Linked DNA regions of Homo sapiens: region 1 is linked to region 2. Evidence: read pairs that join two places in POLR2A ChIA-PET (ENCODE). Cell type or tissue: Caco-2. All regions are shown on one strand. Each heading gives the region's core, and the rest is flanking DNA. Links, peaks and the distances in the headings are about the cores only. Region 1 overlaps PFKM (phosphofructokinase, muscle). Region 2 holds the start of LOC101927180 (V-type proton ATPase subunit F-like).

What was found. Peaks named below come from ENCODE experiments on the same cell type or tissue, not always from the same donor. Only the 100,000 strongest peaks of a DNase experiment are listed, where the experiment ranks them.
Region 1: POLR2A ChIA-PET joins it to region 2 with 14 read pairs; 6 of 35 experiments call an interaction of 5 or more read pairs at or near these places.

What each region holds. Positions count from the first base shown.
Region 1 is chr12:48,134,251-48,141,130 of GRCh38, forward strand. It overlaps PFKM (phosphofructokinase, muscle), which reads left to right. Exons shown (of 23, transcript NM_000289.6): 7 at 1-26; 8 at 471-579; 9 at 693-788; 10 at 1,041-1,133; 11 at 3,471-3,596; 12 at 5,035-5,099; 13 at 5,599-5,662; 14 at 6,472-6,621. Among named protein-coding and RNA genes, the nearest start is that of MIR6505, 4.9 kb to the left of the region's middle. In Caco-2, for the core only: no CTCF peak of the experiment used is centred there; no DNase peak of the experiment used is centred there.
Region 2 is chr12:48,080,929-48,087,808 of GRCh38, forward strand. It overlaps SENP1 (SUMO specific peptidase 1), which reads right to left. Exons shown (of 18, transcript NM_001267594.2): 6 at 2,663-2,834. It overlaps LOC101927180 (V-type proton ATPase subunit F-like), which reads left to right and starts at 3,526. Exons shown (of 1, transcript XM_047429952.1): 1 at 3,526-6,245. The coding sequence starts at 4,134. The coding sequence ends at 4,493. It also overlaps the pseudogene RNU6-1203P. In Caco-2, for the core only: CTCF peaks have their summits at 3,318 (motif pointing right) and 3,517; no DNase peak of the experiment used is centred there.

The sequences.
Region 1 (6,880 bases), core at 1,717-6,716, 54 kb after region 2:
TTAGAAGTAATGGGCCGCCACTGTGGGTAAGATCCTCATTCTGACCCATTTATTCCGTGGACCTAGCGATAGCCCTTTCCTTTTCCCCAGAGAGTCCAGTGAGGTCTCTCAGTAGCAGCAGATCTGGAGGTGCACATGCTCCTTGTGGTGTGGTTCCCTTTCCGGCCTCCATCCCCTCTGTTACATCCCCACACATGCATGTGTGTACGTGCTCAGGCACGTGCTTGGTGTAAAGAGTGGGTAGTGCTCTGAGGCTGGAAGCCACTGTGGCAGGTGAACATAAATGGAAGGTATCCGTTAGAGACAGAATCTCATTGAGGGGCCCCGGTGCTCTTACCCTTGCCCCACGAATAAAATGGAGGCTCTCCAGACCTTTTATCAACTATGAGGACTAGGAGAACTTGTTGGGTATGGGTGAGGCTATTTGTAGAGTACAACTTCTAGCAGGATGCTTCTGACTCTCATCTCAGATACCTGGCCCTTGTCACCTCTCTGTCCTGTGGGGCCGACTGGGTTTTTATTCCTGAATGTCCACCAGATGACGACTGGGAGGAACACCTTTGTCGCCGACTCAGCGAGGTACTTGCACTTTATTTTGCCCTTAAGAAATCCCTCACCCTGTTCCACTGATGATCTCTTTCCCACCCATCAGCTTCATTCCATGGACCATTTTACCCTTTGTTCTCAACCAGACAAGGACCCGTGGTTCTCGTCTCAACATCATCATTGTGGCTGAGGGTGCAATTGACAAGAATGGAAAACCAATCACCTCAGAAGACATCAAGAATGTTCGTATGAATGAAGCCAGAGAGGCCTTAGAATCCATAGCCCATTCCCTTCTGGCTTCTGAGTCTCCTGACATTGCTTCTCCCCTTGGTCCTTCTGCACATCTCTCCCTGGTTCCCTGCCCCTGATTGCCTCCCACAAAGAACCATTACAAGACAAGAGGCTGAGCTGTCCATGGTTTACCCAAGTCTCTGCTTGTTTTCTTCCTTTGACTCTGCGTAACCCTCTCTCTGTCCCTCTGTTGGTCCCTTCAGCTGGTGGTTAAGCGTCTGGGATATGACACCCGGGTTACTGTCTTGGGGCATGTGCAGAGGGGTGGGACGCCATCAGCCTTTGACAGAATTCTGGTAAGTCACTGGGCTGTGTGGCCCTCATGCCTTGAAACCCTCAACCTTGTAGTCCTGCCCCCTCAGGGCTGCACTTCACCAGACAGGGACTTACATCACTGGTCGCATTGCCTCTCCACCAGCCTTTGGGCTGCAGTGGCCACTGACCCATTCCCATACACTTGAGGGTTCTCTTCTGTTACAAAAATGGTGAGAGACTACGCCTTCCTAATGGTGAGGAACAATATCTTTTTGTTTTGTTTTGTTTCATATATTTTTAATACGAATTTTGAGATAATTGTAGATTCACATGCAGTTGTACAGAATAATACAGAGGTAGTCCCACATACCCTTTGCCCAGTTTCTTTCAATGGTAACATCTTGCTTAACTATAGTACAATATCATCACCAGGATATTGACATTGATATAGTCAAGCTACAGAACATTTCTGTTACCACAGGATATCTCATGTTGTCCTTTTATAGCCACGTGTACTTTACCCCCACCCATCCCTCCTCATTATTATTATTATTATTATTTTTTGAGACGCACCATTGCACTCGCTCCCAGGCTGGAGTGCAATGGTGCGACCTTGGCTCACTGCACGCTCTGCCTCCCGGGTTCACACCATTCTCCTGCCTCAGCCTCCCAAGTAGCTGGGACTACAGGCGCCTGGACCACGCCCGGCTAATATTTTGTATTTTTAGTAGAGACAGGGTTTCACCGTGTTAGCCAGGATGGTCTTGATCTCCTGACCTTGTGATCCACCCGCCTCGGCCTCCCAAAATGCCGGGATTACAGGCGTGAGCCACTGCGCCTGGCCCTCCCTCCTCATTCTTAACCTCTGGCAACCACTAATCTGTCTCTTTGTCTGTAATTTTTAATCTTATGTATATTATATAAATGGAATTGCATAATATGCAACCCTTTAGGATTGGCTTTTTTTTCCACTCAGCATAATTCTCTAGATGTTTATCAAAGGTGTTGTTTGTTTCTATAGTTTGCTGTTTTTTGCAGAGCAGTACTCCATGGAGTGGACGTATTACAGCTTGTTTAATCATTCAAACATTTGAGTTTTCAATTTTTGGCTATTAGGGATAAAGCGACTATGAACATTTGTGTACAGCTTTTTGTGTGAACTTAAATTTTCATTTCTGCAGAGTAATTGCCCAGGAGTTCAATTGGGTTGTATGGTAGTTTTTTGTTTCTTAAAAAAATTTTTTTTCAAAGATACTGCCCAACTGTTTCCAGAATAGCTGTACCATTCCATCAGCAATTTATGAACCACCTGTTTTGTTTGCATCCTTACCAGCATTTGGGGGTCGTCACTTTTTTTTTTTTTTTTTTTTTTTTTACTATTCTGATAGGTATATAGTGGTATTTCTTTTTTCTTTCTTTCTTTTTTTTTGAGATGGAGTCTCTCTCTGTTGCCCAGGCTGGAGTGCAGTGGCATGGTCTCAGCTCACTGCAACCTCTGCCCCCTGGGTTCAAGGGATTCTCCGGCCTCAGCCTCCTGAGTAGCTGGGATTGCAGGTGCCTGCCACCATGCCCAGCTAATTTTTTAAATTTTTAGTAGAGATGGGGCTTTCACCATGTTGGCCAGGCAGGTCTTGAACTCCTGACCTTGTGATCTGCCTGCCTCGGCCTCCCAAAACATTGGGATTACTGGCGTAAGCTACTGGGCCCAGCCTTTTTTTTTTTCTTTTTTTTTTTTAAGAGATGGAGTCTTGCTCTATCACCCAGGCTAGAGTGCAGTGGTGCAATCTCGGCTCACTGCAGTCTCCATCTCCTGGGTTCAAGGGATTCTTCTACCTCAGCCTCCTGAGTAGCTAGGATTACAGGCACATGCCACCGTGCCTGGCTAACTTTTTGTATTTTTAGTAGAGACGGGGTTCCACCATGCTAGCCAGGCTGGTCTTGAACTCCTGACCTCAGGTGATCCGCCTGCCTTGGCCTCCAAAAATGCTGGAATTACAGGCATGTAATTCCAACCTTAGACACTCAGTTTAAACCCTCTTATCCTATCTTCACTGGAAGAGCAAAGCAATCTCCTACCTTGTTTTGTCAATAAGAAGGGAATATTATTAAGCCCCAGTAATCCTGTTGATTACCATAGTGGGCATGTTTCTCTAGAAGTAAGTAGAATCTTTGGGGTTCCGATGGCAAGAATACAGAGTCATCAAGCTTTAGATGAAATCTGTTTGGGGAGGTAAAGCCCAGTAAGTTCTTTGCTGCAGTTCTTAATTGTGAGACTCAGTCTTGTGATTTGGAAAAGGGCTCGAGTATCCTGACTCTCTAGGCTGAGCCAAGATGGGGCAGCCTGAGCCAGACTGTCTTTGTTCTCTGGGCTCCTGCAGGGCAGCAGGATGGGTGTGGAAGCAGTGATGGCACTTTTGGAGGGGACCCCAGATACCCCAGCCTGTGTAGTGAGCCTCTCTGGTAACCAGGCTGTGCGCCTGCCCCTCATGGAATGTGTCCAGGTGGTAAGTACTGATCCTAAACCCCTTTCTTAACACTCTCAAGCCCCTGCCTTGGAGCTCAAGGGGCATGAGACTATGTCTAAGGCCACTGGTATAGGAGCAGGTGGAAAGGCAAGATGGTATAGTAAGAGACATGTGGGGAAAGAACACAGTGGGCTTTGCATAGGAGCTCTTAACTAAGCTTCAGTGTTCCCATCTGTAAAATGTTCCTAAGGAAGGTGGGAGATTCTACATCCTCCTTAGTAATGAAACCCAGTATCTCATAATATACAACCTCAAACCTTTTTATCTTGTCTTTATTGGAAGAATAATGCTATATTCCTCCTAACTTTATTAAGAACAGGAGAATATTATTAAATTCTAGCTGGGTAGCTTTTGTCTCTATGATTTCTATCTTGAACATGTTTCTCTGAACCAACACGAGGTTACTAATGCTAACGTTGAGGGTTATTGTAAGGATTGGAGATAAGCTATATTAGCATGTGATACAGTACCTAGCAAATGTTGAGTGCTCAGGAAATGGTGGCCTTTATTATGAAGGAATCACTCCTTTGATACCACAGAGCGAACGTGGCGGCTGAGAGCGAGAACTAGGCTGTGTGGCCTGGTTCTGAGGGCTGGTCTAAATACTCCCCATCTCCCGGCCTCCTTCTCTCTGAGACTCAGGAGTCCCAGTTACCTGCAGCCTTGCTTGGAAATGTATCTGTAAAAGCTCCAAAGTGAAGGCACTGCCCCACAGAGCTGAAATCAGTAGTTGAGAAGCACACAGCAGGAATCAGTCCTTCCTAACTGGGTTACCTGTAGGATCTTCATTTACTCATGACTTTAGAGGCTGCTTTAAGGCCGGGGACCTGGGTGTGGAATGGAAGATACTATTTATCTGTGAGCATTCTTCCACTCTGCCCATACTTCTAATAAACAGAGCATAGTGCCAGGCACGGTGGCTCACGCCTATAATCCCAGCACTTTGGGAGGCCGAGGCAGGCAGATCACAAGGTCAGGAGATTGAGACCATCCTGGCTAACATGGTGAAAAATACCAAAAAAATTAGCCGGGTGTGGTTGCACACGCCTATAATCCCAGCTACTTGGGAGGCTGAGGCAGAAGAATTGCTTGAACCCGGGAGGCAGGGGGTTGCAGTGAGCCAAGATCACGCCACTGCACTCCAGCCTGGGCGACAGAGCGAGACTCCGTCTCAAAAAAAAAATAAAATAAACAGAGCATAGAATCAGTTCTTTTCTTTTGCTGCTCATTACTTAGACAACTCAGGAAAAACAAAAATACTTCCATGAAAGTTTGGGGGCATAGGAAAGGTGGGGTGTAGAATGGACAGGATCTAGTCACAATCCCAGAGATGGGCAGAGTTCGACTGTGGGATGGAGTTCCAGCTGTGCAGAATCCTGACCCTGGAGTTGAAACTGTCGCTGTGCTCCCCCCTCAGACCAAAGATGTGACCAAGGCCATGGATGAGAAGAAATTTGACGAAGCCCTGAAGCTGAGAGGCCGGTGAGGAGATGACGGGAAGCTCACTAGCTACAGAAATCAGAGGCGTGAACGAAGCCAAAGATCTCCATGGCTCCAGGCCCAAAACATGAGCTTCTGCTGCTTCCTTTTCTGATTCTCTCTGCAGCAAGTTCCTGCCCAAGAAAATTAGTTGTGAGGTGACTGGGAGGCTCAGTTCATCTCAGGGGTGTGGTCCCTGGCATCAACCTTTTATAATCTGTTATTTCTATATGTGAGCCCCAGCAAGATGATAAGTTCCTCTAGGCAAGGGACAGTCTCTTGTGCTGAGCATAGTGCCTGAAGAAGAGTACTGAGGGAGTGTTTGATGAACTAGTGGCCCTTTTGCAGCCCCTGCCCTGTCCCTGCTCTGCCCCAGTTCTGTCCTCAGAGGTTTGCCCTATGGAACTTCCCTCTGGGAGCAACACTTCAGACCAGGATCTCCATGGCTGCTGGCTGTGGGGAATGGCCTGAAGACACCTCTCTCTATTTGTACTTCCTACAGGAGCTTCATGAACAACTGGGAGGTGTACAAGCTTCTAGCTCATGTCAGACCCCCGGTATCTAAGGTACTGGCAAGTTGACTTGCCCTCTCCCCTTTTCCTTCTCCCTCCCCCAGTCTCTCTTCATAAATGCTACCACAGTCCATACAACATAAGCCTTGCCAACTTCTCTGCCCCACTCTGATCTTCAGTGCTGGGTCCCTGGCCCTATTATAATGATTTCCTCTTAACCACCCCAGATACCAGAGCCCCCTTCTTAGTGTACCCTGGATATCTCTAACACAAGACCCATGCCCACTTCAGGACTGGCAAGATAGCATGCAAAGAATGGGAAAGAGGGCTTATGTACTTTTTCTCTGGGAAAATATGGGAATAATCACATCTAAGTGTATCTAAGCCACTTCTTCCACTGGAGTAGTGGTTCTCAATATTAAGTATATATCAGAATTGTTTGGGTTGCTTATTAAACATGCAAACTCCTGGGCCCCTCTCTCAGAGGAGATTCATATCTGGGTAGAGGCCAGGAATATGCAGGTTTAACAGGCTCCCCCAGTGGATTCTGATGCAGGTGATCCAAGGAACACACTTGGGAAGTGCTGCTCTGGAAGGTCTCTCATTCATTGTATAATAATGATATCTGAGATGGGGGACAGCAGCTTTATTTATTGATCTGTGATCAAGAATTTTGCTTCCATGTATGTGGTAGCCAGCTGTGCTGGCATTCCTTGGGAGAGGGGTGTGTGTTGTGTTGTCTTAGGCAGATATCCTGATCCCTGGATGACAAGGGCTTAGAGCCCTTGCCCTCCTTTACTAACCTCCTCCCTGTTCCCCTGCTGGGTTTCTGTCCTCATTTTTCCCTGCTTCCTCCTGTATAGAGTGGTTCGCACACAGTGGCTGTGATGAACGTGGGGGCTCCGGCTGCAGGCATGAATGCTGCTGTTCGCTCCACTGTGAGGATTGGCCTTATCCAGGGCAACCGAGTGCTCGTTGTCCATGATGGTTTCGAGGGCCTGGCCAAGGGGCAGGTATGGGGACTATTCTGGGACCTAGGAGCAGTCATGGGGAAGATAAGTGTAGCAAGAATGACCTGTCCATTCTCTTGGCTTCCTCTGTTCCTCACTACCTCTCTCTCCTCTCTCAGGGTCCAGGCAGAAGTAGATATTTAATACTAGGGCAGTAGGAACAGCAGGAATTACTGCAGTGAACCATTGCAAACAACATGTCTTATTTAATTCTCTGTCCCAAAGCTCAGCACAGTGCCTGGCATAGGTAGATGCTTAATAT
Region 2 (6,880 bases), core at 1,191-6,190:
CACTGACCCAACCTGTGGCCTGGAGGGCTGTTTGGAAGGGTAAAATTGCCCAAGCAACCCCCAGTCCTCAGGCTGGCAGAGGAGGCAAAAGAAGGAAGGCTGAGTGGTCCACAGAGCTGGTGGGTGAATGGCAAACTTACAATGAACACAGAATTAAAGGATCCTGGTGAGCCTGAGCAACAGAAACATGGGGCAGGCGAGGGTTAGGAGCCCTGTACCCAGCTGTCATGCTGCTGTTGTCTCCTCCACAAAGTCTCTCTGCACCCCTTAGGCTGTCTAGAATCCAGCATAATCATAAACCCCACAACTCCAGTAATTATTTATGCATAAAATAATGTAAATATAATATAAAATTCAATAGCATAAAAGGTATAATGAAAAATAAATCTTGGGCTCACTTTAGGAGCACATATACTAAGACTGGAACTATATAGAGAAGATTAGCATGGCCCCTGTACAACGATGACATGAAAATTTGTGTAATGTCAAAAAAAATTTTTTTGTTAAAAAAAATCTCCTTTTCATCATTGTTGTCCAGCTTTGTCATCAAAGGCAAATGTTGCCAGTTTCTTGTCTATCCCTTGCCCTGCTAAATGACTTACTAGTTCTGCCACCCTCCACTTGAATGTTGGTGTTTTTTCGTTTTTTTTTTTTTTTTTTGAGACAGTGTCTTGCTCTGTCACCCAGGCTGCAGTGCAGTGGCACAATCACAGCTGACCGTAGCCTTGAAATCCTGGGCTCAAACGATCTTCCTGCTTCAGCCTCCTGAGTAGGTGGAACTACAGCCACCTGCCACCACACCCAGCTAATTTTTTTTTGTAGAGACAGGATCTCACTATGTTGCCTAGGCTGGTCTCAAACTCCTGGCCTCAAGCAATCCTCCTGCTTTTGCTTCCCAAAGTGCTGGGATTGTACATGAGCCACCATGCCCAGCCAAATGTTTTAGATTCAATACAAACTTTTTTTGTTGTTGTTGTTGAGACGGCTTCTCACTCTGTCACCCAGGCTGGAGTGCAGTGGCGCGATTTCGGCTCACTGCAAGCTCTGCCTCCTGGGTTCACGCCATTCTCCTGCCTCAGCCTCCCGAGTAGCTAGGACTTACAGGCGCCCGCCACCACGCCTGGCTAATTTTTTGTATTTTTAGTAGAGACAGGGTTTCACTGTATTAGCCAGGATGGTCTTCATCTCCTGACCTCGTGATCCGCCCGTCTCAGCCTCCCAAAGTGCTGGGATTACAGGCATGAGCCACCATGCCCGGCCTCAATACAAACTTTAAACCAAAAATATGCACAGCATTTTTAGTAACCATATCACAAATAATCAAGTTTTGCCACCTAAGAGATCACTGATTACCAAATTATGTAATTATTTAGCAGGTAATGCTGTATTCTTGACTCCATGCTCAGTAAGCTTCATTGGGCAGGAACCATATTGCTGTGTTGTATAACAGAAAGCATACTTGACCAAACCTCTTCAGAAGTTCTGGGTTCTAGGCCTGCCATTTACTAGTCATGTGACCTATGACCCTTATTTTCCTAATCTGTAAAACATGACTATTACCTCATCTCTACCTATTTTGCTGAGTTAAAAGGATTAAAAACAATAATACACGTGGAAAGTACACTGGAAGCTCTAATGCTATTTAAATGCAAGGTAATTATTATTCATTTGTATCTCCAAGCAACCACAGCATTAGACGTACATTAAATATGTAATCTAACAGATATGTGCACACATCCTATCATGCAAATTATATGCTACATTACATTCACAAAATTGGCTTTTTCTTTTAGGTTTACTGAATTAATATAACAACCCAAGTGTCAACAGAACATCTTTCTTTTCAGGAGTCTGTAACTTCAAAAAAGGTCTTACTCATAATGAAAGGATGTATATTGTTTAACTAGCTTTTTGATTTTTCTCTTATATTGAAGAAAAATTGTTCCTGGTAAGAAGAATAGGTATTTCATCAAATTAAAAAAACAATTTTTTTTTGAGATGGGTCTCACTCTGATGCCCAGGCTGCAGTGCAGTGACACAAAGCAAGTCGAGTGCAGCCTCGACCTCCTGGGCTCAAGCAATCCTCCCACCTCAGCCTCGCCAGTAGCTAGGAGTACAGATATGAGCCACCAAGCCCGTCTAATTTTTATATTTTTTGTAGAGACAGGGTTTCTCCATGTTGCCCAGGCTCGTCTCGAACTCCTGGGCTCAAGTGATCCACCTGTCTTGGCCTCCCACTGTGCTGGGATCATAGGCATGAGCCACGTCACGTGGACTGAAATAAAATTTTATCAAAAACTACGGAGGAAGAGTAACAATTTTTCCATAGGAGACAACGGTTTAGGAAGGGTCTAGCAAAGATCAAAGAGAGATACTTTGATGTATGAGAAACCATTCAGGCAACATTAAAGATTAAGTAAAGTCAGCTGTCCAGCAGGCATAGAAGATATAATAGTAAGACAAATAATGAAGTCCTGCTAAAACACCTCTTTAATCTCTTTAGAATAGATGATAACACTCAAAAAGAGTAATTCAGACAGAAAAAGCACAGGAAGGATAAAATAGAATGGTTCTTAAACAACTAATTATTAATAGGGAGCAAATGGCTCAATGTAGGGAAAGATCCTAACTTTTAGTAGCTTTTGTCACACGTTTTCCTTACCTCTTCTGCTGTACTAACATGTCGCCTCTGAGTTTTCTTGGGGCTCAAAAGACTTCGACGACATGAACCACTCCAAGATGGACTTGGAACAGGTTTAATAGGAAAAGATTTTTCATATGCAGATACATGGCAGTGATGGTTTGACTTTCCCGCAAAACTGTTTGATAATCCACTAAAAAAAGAGTTTGTAAGAAAGATAAGAACAGATAATAAGTAAAATAAATCCAACCTAGAGATTATTTTCACTTTCAAAATATAAAACCAACCAAACAAAACAGGTAAAATAATAGGTTTCCCATTTGAGGGAAAGATACAATAAATGAATAAATGATATATAAGGATGCTGCATCAGGTTCTGCCACTTAAAAGATCTTACATTGTCAAAATTATCAAACACTTAAAACTGCATTTTTAGATCCACAATCTAGAATTTATTTTGGTCAGAAACCATATAGTTTTGTGGTATGACAAAGCATAACAGATTAGATGTCTTCAAAAAACCTGGGTTCCAGGTATGCTAACAACACATACATTTTCTATTATTCCCTGTACCCCTTGTACCCAGCCTGTTGGAGGAAATTAAGATTAAATATGTAAAAATGCATAAAGGCTGAAGCCTCTCAACTAAGCTTTTAAACTGAATTTTTAAATTTCCTTAAAGACCAACAGAGGGCTCCCATCCTTCATTAAAAACAACTATTAGGCTGCGTCATTAAATTCTCCTTCTGGCCTATTTACTTCCTCTGAAGAATTTTTTGTCTCTTTATACTATCTAATGGGAAAAATTGGCAAATTGGCAAGAAGAATATTGTGAACTCAAAAACCCTGTCTTATATCTAAGGCTTACTAATTTTGAGTTTTTTTTTTTTTTTTTTTTGAGATGGAATCTTGCTCTGTCACTCAGACTGGAGGCAGTGGCACGACCTTGGCTCACAGCAACCTCCACCTCCCAGGTTCAAGTGATTCTCCCGCCTCAGCCTCCCGAATAGCTGGGATTACAGGCACCCGCCGCCACACCCAGGTGATTTTTGTATTTTTGTAGAGACAGGGTTTCACCATGTTAGCTAGGCTGATCTTGAACTCCTGACCTCAGGTAATCCGCCGGCCTCAGCTTCCCAAAGTGCTGGGATTACACATGTGAGCCACAGCACCCAGCCAATTTTGAGTTTTTTCTATGTGCTCTTTCTCATTTATCATTACCTGGAAAGTTTGAGGTACTTATTCTTAGCATAATACATTTTCTTTTTTCTTCAAGACTCAGACTAGAGAAACACAGCTGAATATTCTAAATTCAATGAAATCAACTCTTTAAAATCATTACATGTGGTCTGAATCCAAATCAGACAAGATCTAAAGAAAATCAAACAGTGCATAATTCTCTTTAAGTCTTCTTGGGTTTGTACGTGTGTTAAGAATGGGGAAATGAGAGTGGCTTCTGGTGCTCTGGGGTGAGCTCTGCCTGGCTGCAGGGATGGCGGGGAGAAGGAAGCTCATCGCAGTGATCAGAGACAAGGACACGGTGACTGGTTTCCTGCTGGGCAGCATAGGGGAGCTTAACAAGAACTGCCACCCCAATTTCCTGGTGGTGGAGAAGGATACGACCATCAATGAGATCGAAGACACTTTCCGGCAATTTCTAAACCGGGATGACACTGGCATCATCCTCATCAACCAGTACATCGCAGAGATGGTGCAGCATGCCCTGGACACCCACCAGCACTCTATCCCTACTGTCCTGGAGATCCCCTCCAAGGAGCACCCATATGAGGACGCCAAGGACTCCACCCTGCGGAGGGCCAGGGGCATGTTCACTGCCGAAGACCTGTGCTAGGGTCTTTGTGTGAGGACTCCTCACAGCCCTCAGCCCTTCCCTCATTCTCAGGCCTCTCCCCAGGCTTGCCATCAGCCTTCTTTACATTTTGAGCCTCTAATTTCCAAGTCCCTGCCCCTTCCCACTCCATTAAGAGGCTAGGTGAGGCGCTTCTAGGTTGCTGGGGCTCTGCTGTTAAAATCAAGGCTGGTTAAGGAACAGGAAGCCTGACCATCTCTCTCCACTACCTCTTCCCTGTGCTGTTACACAGTGTCATTGTTGATGTTAAATTACAGTCATATTCTTGCTTCTCTCAAAAAAAAAAAAAAAAAAAAAAAAAGAATGGGGAAATGAGCAAGGACTTAGAATTTTAGGAACAGGCTTATTTTCTTAGGATGAGTGGATGCAGCTAGGAAAAGATGGCAAGGGCAGTGCAATTGTTTGGTAAAGACATGATGGATTCTCCACAATGTCTTCTGTATTTGTGTTTCCCAGAGTATGCGTGCGCCTATGCATGTTTTTTTTAACATAAAAGATTACTCTTCTAAAGAAACAGTACAAGGGCATCCTGCAATGACAGAAAGCAAGGGTGTTACCCAAAATTCATGAGTTAAGGTCAAACAGACAGAAGCAAGCTTAAAGGGCTTCCACTAGCCAAATTTCTGAGAATGTGAGCATTAAAAGTATAACAATTATAGTGGATTACAAAATACTGAATCCATAATGACACTAAAAAAGGAACAGACAAATTCATTTGAAACATATGAAGTGTCTATTTTACAAAAACCTTGCTTTGAAAACTGGTAATGAAAAAGAAAAATCTAATCATGTATCAGGCCTTTCCCATAGGAAACACATTTCAGGGACTCTAATAGCCCCAGCTAAGGAAAAATGCAATCAGAATGCCAATTAAGAAGTGTAAAAGTGATAAAATTAGAAAAATATTATTTCATTAACTCTAATAAAACTATTATCAGGTATTAGCAAATGATATTAATTATTAGGTGATGGCTGATGTGAAATTCATCATTCATATAACGCCAAAGTAACATTATTTAGATTACATTCAAGTCACACGGGAAAAAACCTAACTGTACAATTAACCACCAGACTGTCAGTTCCTCAATCCAGAGGTCAGTCTAGCATCATGAATAATAGGAGAACCAAAACAAGATACTGTTTGTTTTTCAAATGTGATAAATGCAGCACACCTTTTAGTCACATCTAAAACCTAGCTTATAAAAAATACAGGTGATTTTTTGACAAAATAATGATACCACGAGGAAGCAACCTGCCAAATCCAAAAAGTAGAACATTATACAGAAAAGTCATGTCATTTAAAAAAAGGAGGCTGAGGCTGGGCATGGTGGCTCATGCCTATAATCCCAGGAAGGGATCGGGAGGCCAAGGAAGGCAGATCACAAGGTCTGGAGTTCGAGACTAGCCTTGCTAATATGGCGAAATGCCGTCTCTACTAAAAATACAAAAATTAGCAGGACATGGTGGCGGGCACCTGTAGTCCCAGCTACTCGGAAGGCTGAGGCAGGAGAATTGCTTGAACCTGGGAGGCGGAGGTTGCAGTGAGCCGAGATCACACCACTGCATTCCAGCCTGGCCGACAGAGCAAGGCTCCGTCTCAACAAAACAAAAAAACAAAACAAAACAAAACAAAACAAAACAAAAAAAGGCTGTTCTAGTTATAAGTGACAAAGCCAATAACTTCCAGATGCAAAACTAAACTAACTATAAAAGATACTTTTGGGTCAACTGAGAAAATTTAAATATGACTTAGGGTATAAAACAAAATTTACAAAAGAATATGTATACTATAAACTCATTTTGGAAAAAAAGTAGAGAAAAGTATGTAGAAGGATATGTACTAAGATATTACAGAGTTGATCTCAGGCTGGTGGCAATGTGATGTTTTTATTTTTTATTTTTCTTAACTATATTTTCTAAACTTTCCCAAAGTATTTGTACTACTTCTGTAATAACATTTTTTTAAAATAACAGCATGGCTTTATTGCATTAAAAAAGCCACCTGCTAAATGATGCATATAGAAAATCTTTAATGAAGACAAAATAATATCATACATTTAATAGTATACACAACATATATATCATACTATATATGAGTAAGAAAGAGTAAGAGAGAAATAGGTATAGGAAAAGGTTTGGAAGGAAACACACCAAGGAAAAGGGATTGGGATTGTGGGTAGTGGTCAAGGGATCTTCAGCTTTGCTGGTAATGTGTTGATTTCTACAATGTGAGTGTATGAGTGAATTACTGTATAATTTTTTAAAAGTTAAGTGAGGAACATGATCCCAGGGAGTATTGACACATTCCTGGAGTCCATGTGCATAAAATAATAAAAGCCATCTTGTTGGCTTCTATCAACACCATAAAG